2 separate regions of the Mus musculus genome follow, and region 2 is linked to region 1. The links are chromatin contacts, found by Hi-C or POLR2A ChIA-PET in ENCODE. All regions are on one chromosome and are shown on one strand. Each heading gives the region's core, a stretch centred on a gene start or an enhancer-like site at or near the end of the contact. The rest is flanking DNA. Distances are from core to core; before and after follow the strand shown.

Region 1 (5,270 bases), core at 1,406-3,905:
TGGCTGCGGAGGGGACACGGGGAGGGCCTGGGCCTCACCAGGTTGTCCAGCTCCGGGTTGGAAGAGAACAGCGGCCTCTCGGAGCGGATCTGGGAGGGAGAAGAGAGGCCAGGCAAGGTGGTCCCGCCTCCTGCCCGCCCTTCCTGCTGCCTCCCAGGTTCTTCATTCTGGGGCTGCCCACCTGCTTAGCAAAGGCAGCAATATCCTCATTGAAGGAGTCAGAGGAGCAGACGTCACCACCTGGGGGTGAACCCAGCCCAGCCGAGGCCCCATCACGGGGCGAGCATGTAGCCAGCTCACACTTCTCAAAGACCAGGGCCAAGAGTGGGAAGAGGGGGTGTCTGTGGGGACAGGAAAGTGGGCATTCGTGAGGGGAAATAGGGAATGCTCAGAGACAGACACAAGGAGAGAAACAGACCCTGAGAGACACAAAGGACACTCTGGGGGAGCCCCTGCCTGTCCCTAGACCCACTCACCCATAGATGTCATCCTTCTCTCTCTTCAAGCTGTCGCTGTCCAAGCCTGGAGCTTGGAGCTGGGGTGGCCGGTGTGGGGTGTAGGGCCCAGGGGCTCTAGGTACTGAAGGCGCTGCCTCTGAAAAGCTGGCCAGGGCTGTCGTGTGCTCTGTAATGCCTGGGTAGTGGCGCAGCTCATCATACTACAAGAGAAGGGACAAGGCCCGGGGAGGTTAGTTCCCCAGGGCTCAGTCTCCTTACCCAAGGTCACACAATGTGTACTTCAGTATTCAAGGATCCCAGCCTTCGCAGAATCACACAGAGCAGTCCAAGCAGGCATGAGAGTCCTGTTCAGGACCCCAAAGGGACATCTAGGAAGGAGTTGGATGGCTAGGAACTGAGGGAGAGATAATGGCAAAGAAGCATAGAGACAGAGATGTTGGGGGAACCAGCCAGGGAGGGAGAACAGCGAGGAAAGCACAGGGTCTGACAGGAGGTACAACCTGGAAAAATCCAAAAAATTCACCTGCATATGCACAGCTTCTTCCTATTTATTTTACAAGTGTATGTTTTATTTTTGTAGTATTGGGTTCCAGGGCCTGGTGCATCCTAGCCAGGGGCTCTACCACTGAGCCACGCCCCCAGCCCCTCACTGGGGGATTCAAGGCAGGGGCTCTACCACTGAGCCACGTCCCCAGCCCCTCACTGGGGGATTCTAGGCAGGGGCTCTACCCCCGAGCCACGCCCCCAGCCCCTCACTGGGGGATTCTAGGCAGGGGCTCTACCACTGAGCCACGCCCCCAGCCCCCTCACTGGGGGATTCTAGGCAGGGCTCTACCAGCTTTGTTTGGTTTTGAGATAGAATCTTACTTTGCAGCCCATGCTGGCCTGGAACTCAGAGCAATTCTCCTGCTTTGACCTCTGGAGTGCTATTACACTACACACCTCTGAATGTCTTAACAATTTATCACATCCAACATGTAAATTCACCATACCCATATCCACACAGAGTTGGGCACACAGCCGACATGCACATGCATGTGATACATATGCACATGTATGCTATAGGGTAGGTTCTCCAGAGCATGCAGGCTTAGAGCACTACACCCCGAATTGCAAGAGACAACTACACACACACACACGCACACACACACAGAGAGAGAGAGAGAGAGAGAGAGAGAGAGAGAGAGAGAGAGAGAGAGAGAGAGAAACATTCACATATACTTACACAGAGAGACAGAGACAGAGACAGACAGACAGTCAGTCAGTCAGTCAGAGCGCACCTAGCACCAAGTTGGAATTGAATGAATGAGGAAATGAAAGACATTTAGCACAATCAGACAACAGTCAATAAATACATTTGGGGGAGGGTAACCCTATTCTACCATGCAAACAGTCCCAACCAGAAACAAGAGTATAGGAGCCAGATTTCTGGGTCCTCCTGTTACGGAATCACAATGGGGCAGCAGGACCTTTGATCTCCAGGTAGAAGACGGTTCTTAGCAGTGGGGAGACTGGGGCGCCAAGAGGCAAAGGGCTCACTGGTATGAGGCAGAGGGTCCTGTGTTCTCCAGCCGACCTGGGCGCACTGGGCCATCTGGGTGGCTGTCACTCCTCTTTTGCTTCCGCAGGCTAACTTCTCTAAGCATCCTGAAGTGAATTCACCTGCTCCCAGCTGCCCACCGTGAACCCAGACGATGGGGTCTTTACCTCCTGCCAGGTTCGTCTCCAAACCTCCCTACACTCAGGGCTCGCATCTCTCCCCTGCTCTCCCTTGTCTGGCAGCTTGGTGAGATGTCCCACCCCTAACCCCAGGGTGGGTCTCAGACAACAGAAGCCTGGGGAAAAGCAGACAGGAAGAGGGTAGAGATGGGGAAGACCCAAGAGATAGAGGGAGTAGGGGAGGGGGGGTGAGGGGGAGAGAGTGACAGAGAGGAATAGAGGGAGGGGCAGAAGGAACTCTAAGGGGCAAAAAGGGACATTTAGAGGCAGAAAGAGGCTCAGGGCGGGACGGCACAGTCACCTACCCTCCGGGCCATGAGCCGGCGCCGCCTGTCCTGGGCTCGGGAGGTCACGGCCTGGAGCTCATCGCGGCAGGAGGTCCCCGAGGTCCCCGCCGGGTGCCAGGGTCTCCGAGTGGCCAAGACCCGCGGATCGCGGCCGAGGGTGGCGGCGGCTCCTCCGCTCACACGGGCCCGGCCTGTGTCACATCCGGAAGTTCACGCGGAGACGCTTAACCCGCTGTCTGCCGGAGCGGGGCCTCCTCCCGAGCGGCCCCTCTCCTGTCTTGTCCCTCCCCTCTCCTCTGAGTCCCCTCCTCCCTCTCCTTCTCTGCCTCCCCTTCTTCCCTCCGTGCTGTCCCCTCCCTCCTCCTCTCCTCTTCCTGGACTCCAGGTCTGCCTCCACCCACCTTGGCCTTTGTATGTCAGATTCGCGGGGTCTTGTGTCTGGAGCTTCCCGCGGTCCCCACCCTCCCTCTTGGTCCTCACTGCTTCTTGCTCTCTCCCTGCCTGGCCGCCAGGGGTCTGCAGTAGCTTTTTGCCCCTCCTCTCTGGTCACTCTTCTGTCTCTGTCTCTCCTGTCTAACCATGAGACGGGATTAAAGCAAACCAGGCACAGGAAAGAACCAAGCTTATATTTTCGTTTGTCTTCTTGCTCCGTTTCTGTCCCTTGTCTCCCCTGGGGGGACAAGGGGGCTGTCGGCCCGAGGCTCCAGTGTGTGTCTAGAAGTGGCAAAGTATTGAGCTGCTGTGCTTCCCTCAGGGATGTGTGTGCCTCTGTCCTTCTGAGCCCTGTGTTCAGGAAGGCCCTTAGCCTGGATGAAGCCCTCTCAGCTGCCCCTAGGGGAGCAGCCTGGGACCTCCGAGCCTTGCGGGGGTGGGAGGGTGGGGGTGGGGTGGGGTGTAAATCGTGGGTCTAGCCACTGAGGCGGTGCAGACAAAAGCTGTCAGTCAAACCCCAAGACAAGCTTTGGAGTGAAATTCCAGTGGCAAAAAGTAATTGTGCCGGGTGTGTGTGGTACTCAGGGAGACTGAGGCAGGAGGAGCATGAGTTGGATGCAAGCCTGCTTATACGGTAAGATTCTGTCTCCAAAAACCAGAGGAAAAGAGGAGGATGTGGGTTGGGGGAGGAAGAGGAAGGAAGGAAAGAAAGGGAACCTGAGAAAGGGACAGAGAAGGGAACAGAATCAGAGAGAGAGAGAGAGAGAGAGAGAGAGAGAGAGAGAGAGAGAGAGAGAGAGAGAGAGAGAGAGAGCGCAGAGAGTGGAGGCAGCTGAGAGCCTGCTCACTGACTCTCTCACTGTTGGTGGTGTGAGCCCCGCTGGGCTAGCTGGAGGTACATTTTATGACTCCCATAAACAGGCCTCGCACTCCTTCATCTTCTCTGCTGGAAATAAAACAAAAGCCAGGGCAGGGGTGACAGGTGGGGAGGGCCTGAGAGGCTATGGAGGAGGGAGGACCCTGCTTCTTCTCAGCTCCTCTTATTGTCCTGAGTGTGCCCCTCTTTCTCCTCACCCTGTTCTGTCACCTGGGACACCCACAGATCCTGATGGAGTCCAGACCTTTCTCTAACATGCCTTTCACTCTCTGCAACAAACCAGGGCTCTAGATTTCAGGGGGCCTTGCCTGACTGTGGGCTTATCACACTGAGTGGGGTCCCCCTTCAGGTTTCCCCACTTTGGCCCTTTGAGGCTGGCGGGGAGTGGGGTTAGCTACACACATGTACCCCAACATAGGTACTGTGAGGTAGAAGATTAATCGAAGTAACTTTCAATTAAATGTGTAAAGACCCTGCCAGCTCTTCCCTCCCTGACTACCCTCATTGGAGATTTGTGGAGGGGAACACAGCAGTCTAGGGTCACAGCATTGATTTGTGTCTTGGGGCAGTCACCTTTGTCCTCATGGGACTGGATTTTTGGGTAGGGGGATGGCAGGGTCTCATGTGACCCAGGGTAACAAACTCTCTATGCAGTAAAGGGTGACCTTGATGCATGATCTTCCTGCCTCCCGAGTGCTAGGATTCATTGCTGTGCCCGATTCAGAAGCTGAGCCTGAGCCAGGGAGCCACCTCACTCAGTCTAAGGTGGAAGGAGGGAAAGGGGTGGACAGAGAAGGGCATGAGGGCGTGGTGGTGACAGAAATAAGAGGATGTGTGTGCCCACAGAGAGCTGGCTGCTGTTACTCTGAACAAGAACAATCTAACAGTTCCCAGCAAGAAGCAGGGGCTAGGGCTCGTGGGCATAAATCTTTTTAATTAATGAAAGGGACTAGTGGGGGGAAGATGGAGAGTGTCTGGGTGAGAAATTGATAGGAGAGGCGGTGACTTCGGGAAGGAGGCTGGCAGAGCTCACACGCCCCAGTCTAACACATCTGCATATATTTGCACATGTGTGCCTGCACATGTACACACACACACACACACACACACACACACACACACACACACACACACACACACTCTGTGTATGTGCACAATCTCTGGCCTGTTCTCCCCTGAGCTCTAGCCAACTTGATATGGTTATTTCCCTAACATGATGCTGGGACCCTTTCTCTGGGACAGGAGGGGCTGTGGCAGCCAGAGGGGGCTTATTGACTAGTGTCCCCTCTGGGAGGGTGGTGTTTGGGCCACTCTACATGCATCTGGATGGAGCTGGGGAACTGTGCTGGGCTCTGCTTGTGTAGCTGCTTGGGACTGCTCCTGTGTGACCCCACTTAACCCAGGGAAGGGCCCCAGACTGCATCCAGCACCAGCCCTGGCTGAGAGCATGGAGGCCCCTAAGTCTTCCTAGCTCAGACTCTCCTACCTGGCCTCAAG
Region 2 (5,181 bases), core at 482-2,981, 98 kb before region 1:
GAGACATTTGGAAAAGGAGGGGCTTGACTGAGCCTCCCCTTCTCCAGGAGGTGACCAGCCACCCCTTGCCTCCTTGGAGAGCGGGCCCAGCTTGGCAGGAACCCCGAAGTCTTCTGAAGAAGAGGGGCCTGAGGCATCTCCAGGTGGGATGCATGAAGCTGGTGGAGGTGGGTGGCCTGCTTGCCTTCCTTGGGGAGGGAAGGGCTTGGGGATAGAAAAGGAGTGGGTCCTGTGAGGGCTTAGAACAGGGCATGAGCTGAGTCAGGTGCTGTGCTGGGTTTGGCCTGGAGTCAAGCCTTTGGGGTGCAAAGGGTGGGCCCTAAGGCCCCAGCCAATAGAAATTGTGAATAACTTTGAACGCTGGGCAAGGAAGAAGTTGGGCTCAGGGAAGGAGCTAAAAGTGGGATTTGAAATCTGAATATTCCCAGAGGTAAGAGGGTGACGCGATAGGATTTTGAGCTTGAAACTGGATTTTGGTTAGAGATCCTGTAAAAGTAAAACATGGTTAATTAAAGGTAGGAACGACTTTAACTAATGAATGAGCCGGCTCTTAAGACTTATCTGAAGGCAGGGTTAGCGGTTTTGGGTCAGACCATAGTGGGATTTTAGATCCCACGTAGTAGAAGCAAGAGACTGATCTTGGTCACTTTAACGTGATCAGCCAGGTTACTGCTTGTGTTCATCTTTTAGTTCCCCTGCAGTAGAATAAGATGTGGAGCAGAGGCCAGGAAAGGCTGTCAAAGGAATAGTGAGAGTGGAAGCCAAGGACATCTTCGGAAAGGGGCCAGGCCAAACAGGATAGTTTGGGGTCCTGGGAGGAGTGGATGAGCTCATTACACTAGCACTTCCCAGTAGTCAACAGGGTTAGATTGGAGGGGCTCCTGCTTCAGGGGCCTCCTGAGGGTCGAGTAAGCTGGAGGCCAAGTTGTAGGTGGGTTTGACTGAGGTGCGGGATAGGGTGGGTCGGGCAGGCTGGTCCTCCATTTACCGCTTTTTGTCTCCTTAGAGGTGGGCCCCGAGGGCCAGGAGACGGCGGAGATCACAGACTTCCAGAGGGTGCGTTTCTGCAAGGTGGTGGCGGCTGCTCCGCCGCCGGGGGCTGCCCGCTGACAGCGCCAGCAGACCAGGGTGCCTCGCTCTGTACTAACCTTCAGCTCCTCTGCTTCTGCTACACTCCGTCCAGGCCAGGGTTAAACTTAGTGGGGGAGGAAGCAGGTTAGCAACGAGCCCGGCCCGAGGGGAGTCTTCTAAATTCGCTGAGGACCCAGTGGTGCCAGTCCGACCGCACTCGTCTGGTCGAACCCTCGGAGTCAGTCCCTGTGAGGCCTGGGTGTGCAGGAACCTGCAGCTAGGGATTGAATTAAACGCGTGCTACCGCCAACCTTTGAACTGTGCTGCTAGCTGATCAGGCTAGGCTGCTGTGCTTGGCTGGCGGAAGAGGCGGGACGAGAGTGCTCCTCTCATCCTCACACCTCTCTCCTCCCACCCCGCAGGCCGTCTCGCAGTCCTGAAGATGCTGCTGGGAGGGGCGGCAGCGCAGGTTTGCCTGGCTCCCAGGCTGGCTGCTCTCCTCCCTGCAGTCCACCCTGGATCCCTCGCCTCTAGGGAACAGAAGTTTACGCTGGTGCGGAGTTGCTGGGGAAGGGGCCAGCAGGGGTGATGGAGGGAACTGGGTCTCGGAACTCTCGTAGTAGTCCAGGGATGTGAGACTGGGAGGGCCGGGGCCGGGGCTCGGTGGGCGGGGCTAGCGTTCAGAAGCTCCGTAGGCCTCCGGCTTCAACAGAGTAGGAACCTTAGCTCCGGCGGGCAGAGGGATGCTAGTGTGCAGAGCTGCAGTCGGTCGAAGAAGGAAGGGGTTCGATTAGCGCGGAGAGGGCTGAGGTAGAAAACAGGAATAGGCGGTTGGAAATGTGACAGCTAGGGCGGGAGAAGAGCGAGTGGGCGTGGCCTTGAGGGGGTAGAGCTAAGAAATCTTGATAGTGGTGGGTCAGAGGCGGTAGGGGCGTGTCTAGGATGTAGCTGAGCTGGGGGGGGGGTGCTGTCTGACAAGGCGTGGTCCTGGAAGGGGCGTGGCTTGCTTGAGGCGGTCCTGGGGTGGGGGCGGGGTCGGTGCAGGCTGAGTGGGCAGCGCGATGCGGGGCTCGAGCTGCGTGGGCAGTGGTGGCGAGAGCCCGGGTGGTACGGGGCTGAGCGAGGGTCCCCGTGGCCGATGGCTGCGGCTCGCCCCTGTCTGCGCCTACTTCCTGTGTGTGTCCTTGGCCGCTGTGCTGCTTGCTGTGTACTACGGGCTCATCTGGGTTCCCACGCGGCCGCCTGCGGGCCCCGCCGACCCCCTGCCCAGCGCTGCGGCCGCTCCGTGTGCTCGAGCAGCACCGCCCGCCCCGCCTCCGGCCGCACCCGCATCCTGTTTGCTTGGGGCCTCCGGCGGGCCACGACCGCAGCCAGGACTGCCACGGAGTCGCCGCCACAGTCGCCGCCCAGCTCCGGGAGCGACGCGGGAGACCGCGCGCCGAGCGCCTGGATAGTCTGGCCCGCCCCCACCGTGGCCTGCGTCTGTCTATCTGCACCACCGGGCCTCGCCTGCGCGGCGCCGCCTCTCTCCTTGCCGCGGTCCTGATCCTGCCCGACCTTATTCCACCTTGCTCCTTCCCGGGACTCAGCGCTCATCGGCAATAAACTCCAGCCTCAGCTGGCTTACCTGGTCTGTGGTCGTTGGCCTCGGCCGCTGGTCCCTTCTAGCTCCGTGGCCGCGCGGCCTTAAAGGCTTTCCTCTCTCATTGCTCACATGTAATTTTTGGGTTGGAATGGGGAGAAGCGGCTTGCCAGTTTTCGGGGCCATTGAAGGTCAGATACTGTAAAGGCCTTACCAGTTTTCGGGGTGTCATCTCGTATAGCTTCGGAGACAGTGGTGCGTGCTGGAAACTGCAGTTGGTATAGTTTGCAATGGCAGGGGTAGAGGATGTCACCCGTAAGCTAGCTTGTCCTGGTTTGGGTGGTGACATTTGCTGCTTTGGAAGTGTGGAGCATATAGCTGAACCAAACCAAAACTGGTCTGCATTGCTGTTGGTGCCATGTTGAGACTGGTGTAGCTTCTGATAAAGAAGTCATGCGATTGAGTCCATTTTCCCTTACCCATGACTGTGGCTTGGCCGTAGGCAGGCCTGGGATATACTCTGCTGGCCAGCTGCAAGAAGGGGTTTCCTTTATGGCCTGCCTTCCCCCTAGGCTGGACAGCATCAGGAACCTGAGGCCTCTTGTCAGATGGGAGTGTTACCTGTCCTGCTGGTTCCCTTCTGTCCTACCAGCATCCCCCACGGGATGATGTACAGCAATGTACTTAAATCTCTCTGGTCTTGTAAAAGGAAGACAACACATTGTTGCTCAGAATTAAACTAGTGATCGAAACCTGAGAACAGCGTTGGTTTCTGCTCTGTCTCCACTTTGTCCTTCAGCCCTTTCAGAGAGTCACAGCCTGTATCCCTGGGCATAGCCTGTCAGCTCAAAGACTGCACACCACCAAGCAGTGAGTTGGGGGGAGGGGTCCTCTTGCCTGTCCTTTTTGGCCTCCCTTCTGCTTCCTGGTTTTTCCTCCAGCCCCTTGGCCCCTCAACCTTTTTTGTGTCCCTCTGCTACCTTCTCTTTGCTTTTCTCTTTCTCTGTTTTTAGAGTGTCTCCATATTGTCACCGTGCTCCTGTGTCTACTGGCTCACACCGTCTCTCTAGTGCTTTCCCACTGAGTCACCCCCTCCCACTTTGTGGCAAGGGATTTGGGTTCTCAGCAGACCTCCTTCCTCTGTCTTCTAAGGGTTGGGATTGCAGATGTGTACCTCTATGCAAAGTCCAGCTTGTGGGCTTTGAATTCTGACTAGCTCTGACCACTTTAACCATTTTGGGGGTGACAGGGGTATGGAATAATTTTACCTCTCACATGATGACAAATCAGTTCATACCAAGCTATTTATATTTTTTATTTATTCCCTCCCAGTGTGACTGTTACACACATTTTGCTGCAAAAAGACATTACCATGTCCAACAGGGGAAGTGGACAGTGCCTGCCTCAGGCCCCTGGGAGTTTGCATAATAGGTACAGAATGGCCTTTCTAAAATTGGATCAGCCTTGAGTTCCGAAATGCATCTGTCCCTGAAGACCTCAGCTAAGGGACTATGGACCTGCAATTTGGCACACTGTCAAGCCTGATTTATCTTAATTACTAGTTCAACATTTAATTAATGGCTTTGTTAAAAAACTAATTTTCATCACCTTTATATATCTATATATCTCCTATAATCCAAGCTGCCTTGAACTTGCTGTGTAGCAGAGGATGACATTTGTGCTATGCTGATTTTTTTCCTGGGGAGACAGGAGCAAATGCCTCCTCACCCAGACAGGGCACTGCCAAGTGAATTTATTTGGGGGGTGGGCATTAATTATAGGAGGGTGTGGGTGACTCAAAGGCAGCTACACCACCACAACGCTGGATCTGCCAGATGACTGACAGTTCATACAGCCGAGACCTTGGTGTAACCTGAATGATCTACAAGCAACCGCACAGCCAGGCAGATCAGAGGCTCTGGCTCATGCTGCCACTTCAGTCATTCACATTTTCTAGAGGGTCTCATGCCTTGGAGATCACACCCTGGGCCTCCTCGGCAAGGCCATTAGAATCCTATACCATGCCGCAGTCTTGTGGAATCAACCTCCTGCTGTTATTAGTCATGTGTGCACATGGGGAGGTTAGAGAATAACTTCTTGGAGTTGGTTTTCTTTTTCCACTATGGTACCTGGGCATTGAACTCTGGAGTTTTCTGGTTTGTGCCACAGACATCTTTATTCACTGCGCCATATAGGCGGTCCTCTTGGATCTGTATAAATGACATTACGGCATGACCACCCCGTGGTATAGCTGAAGGGAAGGTTTTTATTGTAGATGAGAGAGAGGGGGGAGAGAGAGAGAGATCATCCAGAGGCTTCTGGAAGAGTCTAGAACAGAGAGAGAAGGCAGTAGACTGGACATGGACATGGCCATGGTGGGGTAGAGGGACCCAGAAGGAGCAAGACAAAGGACTAAGACAGGAAGACTAGAGAGCAGACACACAGTGGGAACGGCAGGGTTATGGGGAGAATGAGCAGCTGGAGGAAGGGAGCCAGGAGCTGGGGGAGTCATGGTAGGGGAGGAGCTG

Evidence for each region. Hi-C counts contacts between places; a loop is a spot of excess contacts on that map. ChIA-PET counts read pairs that join two places held with the same protein, here RNA polymerase II (POLR2A).
Region 2: POLR2A ChIA-PET joins it to region 1 with 20 read pairs in Patski. The contact joins the promoter of Inafm1 here to the promoter of Meis3 in region 1. A Hi-C loop is called at or near these places in 2 of 37 maps with a recorded cell type or tissue (CH12.LX and CH12F3). POLR2A ChIA-PET finds 5 or more read pairs at or near these places in 2 of 5 experiments (Patski and embryonic stem cell).

Annotation. Positions count from the first base shown.
Region 1 is chr7:16,172,780-16,178,049 of GRCm38, reverse strand. It overlaps Meis3 (Meis homeobox 3), which reads right to left and starts at 2,655. Exons shown (of 13, transcript NM_008627.4): 1 at 2,483-2,655; 2 at 477-658; 3 at 182-341; 4 at 39-89. The coding sequence starts at 2,494.
Region 2 is chr7:16,270,242-16,275,422 of GRCm38, reverse strand. Inafm1 (InaF motif containing 1) reads left to right here and starts at 1,731. Exons shown (of 1, transcript NM_001136270.1): 1 at 1,731-3,410. The coding sequence starts at 2,133. The coding sequence ends at 2,525. Ccdc9 (coiled-coil domain containing 9) reads left to right here. Exons shown (of 14, transcript NM_001382411.1): 13 at 48-167; 14 at 1,007-1,381. The coding sequence ends at 1,110.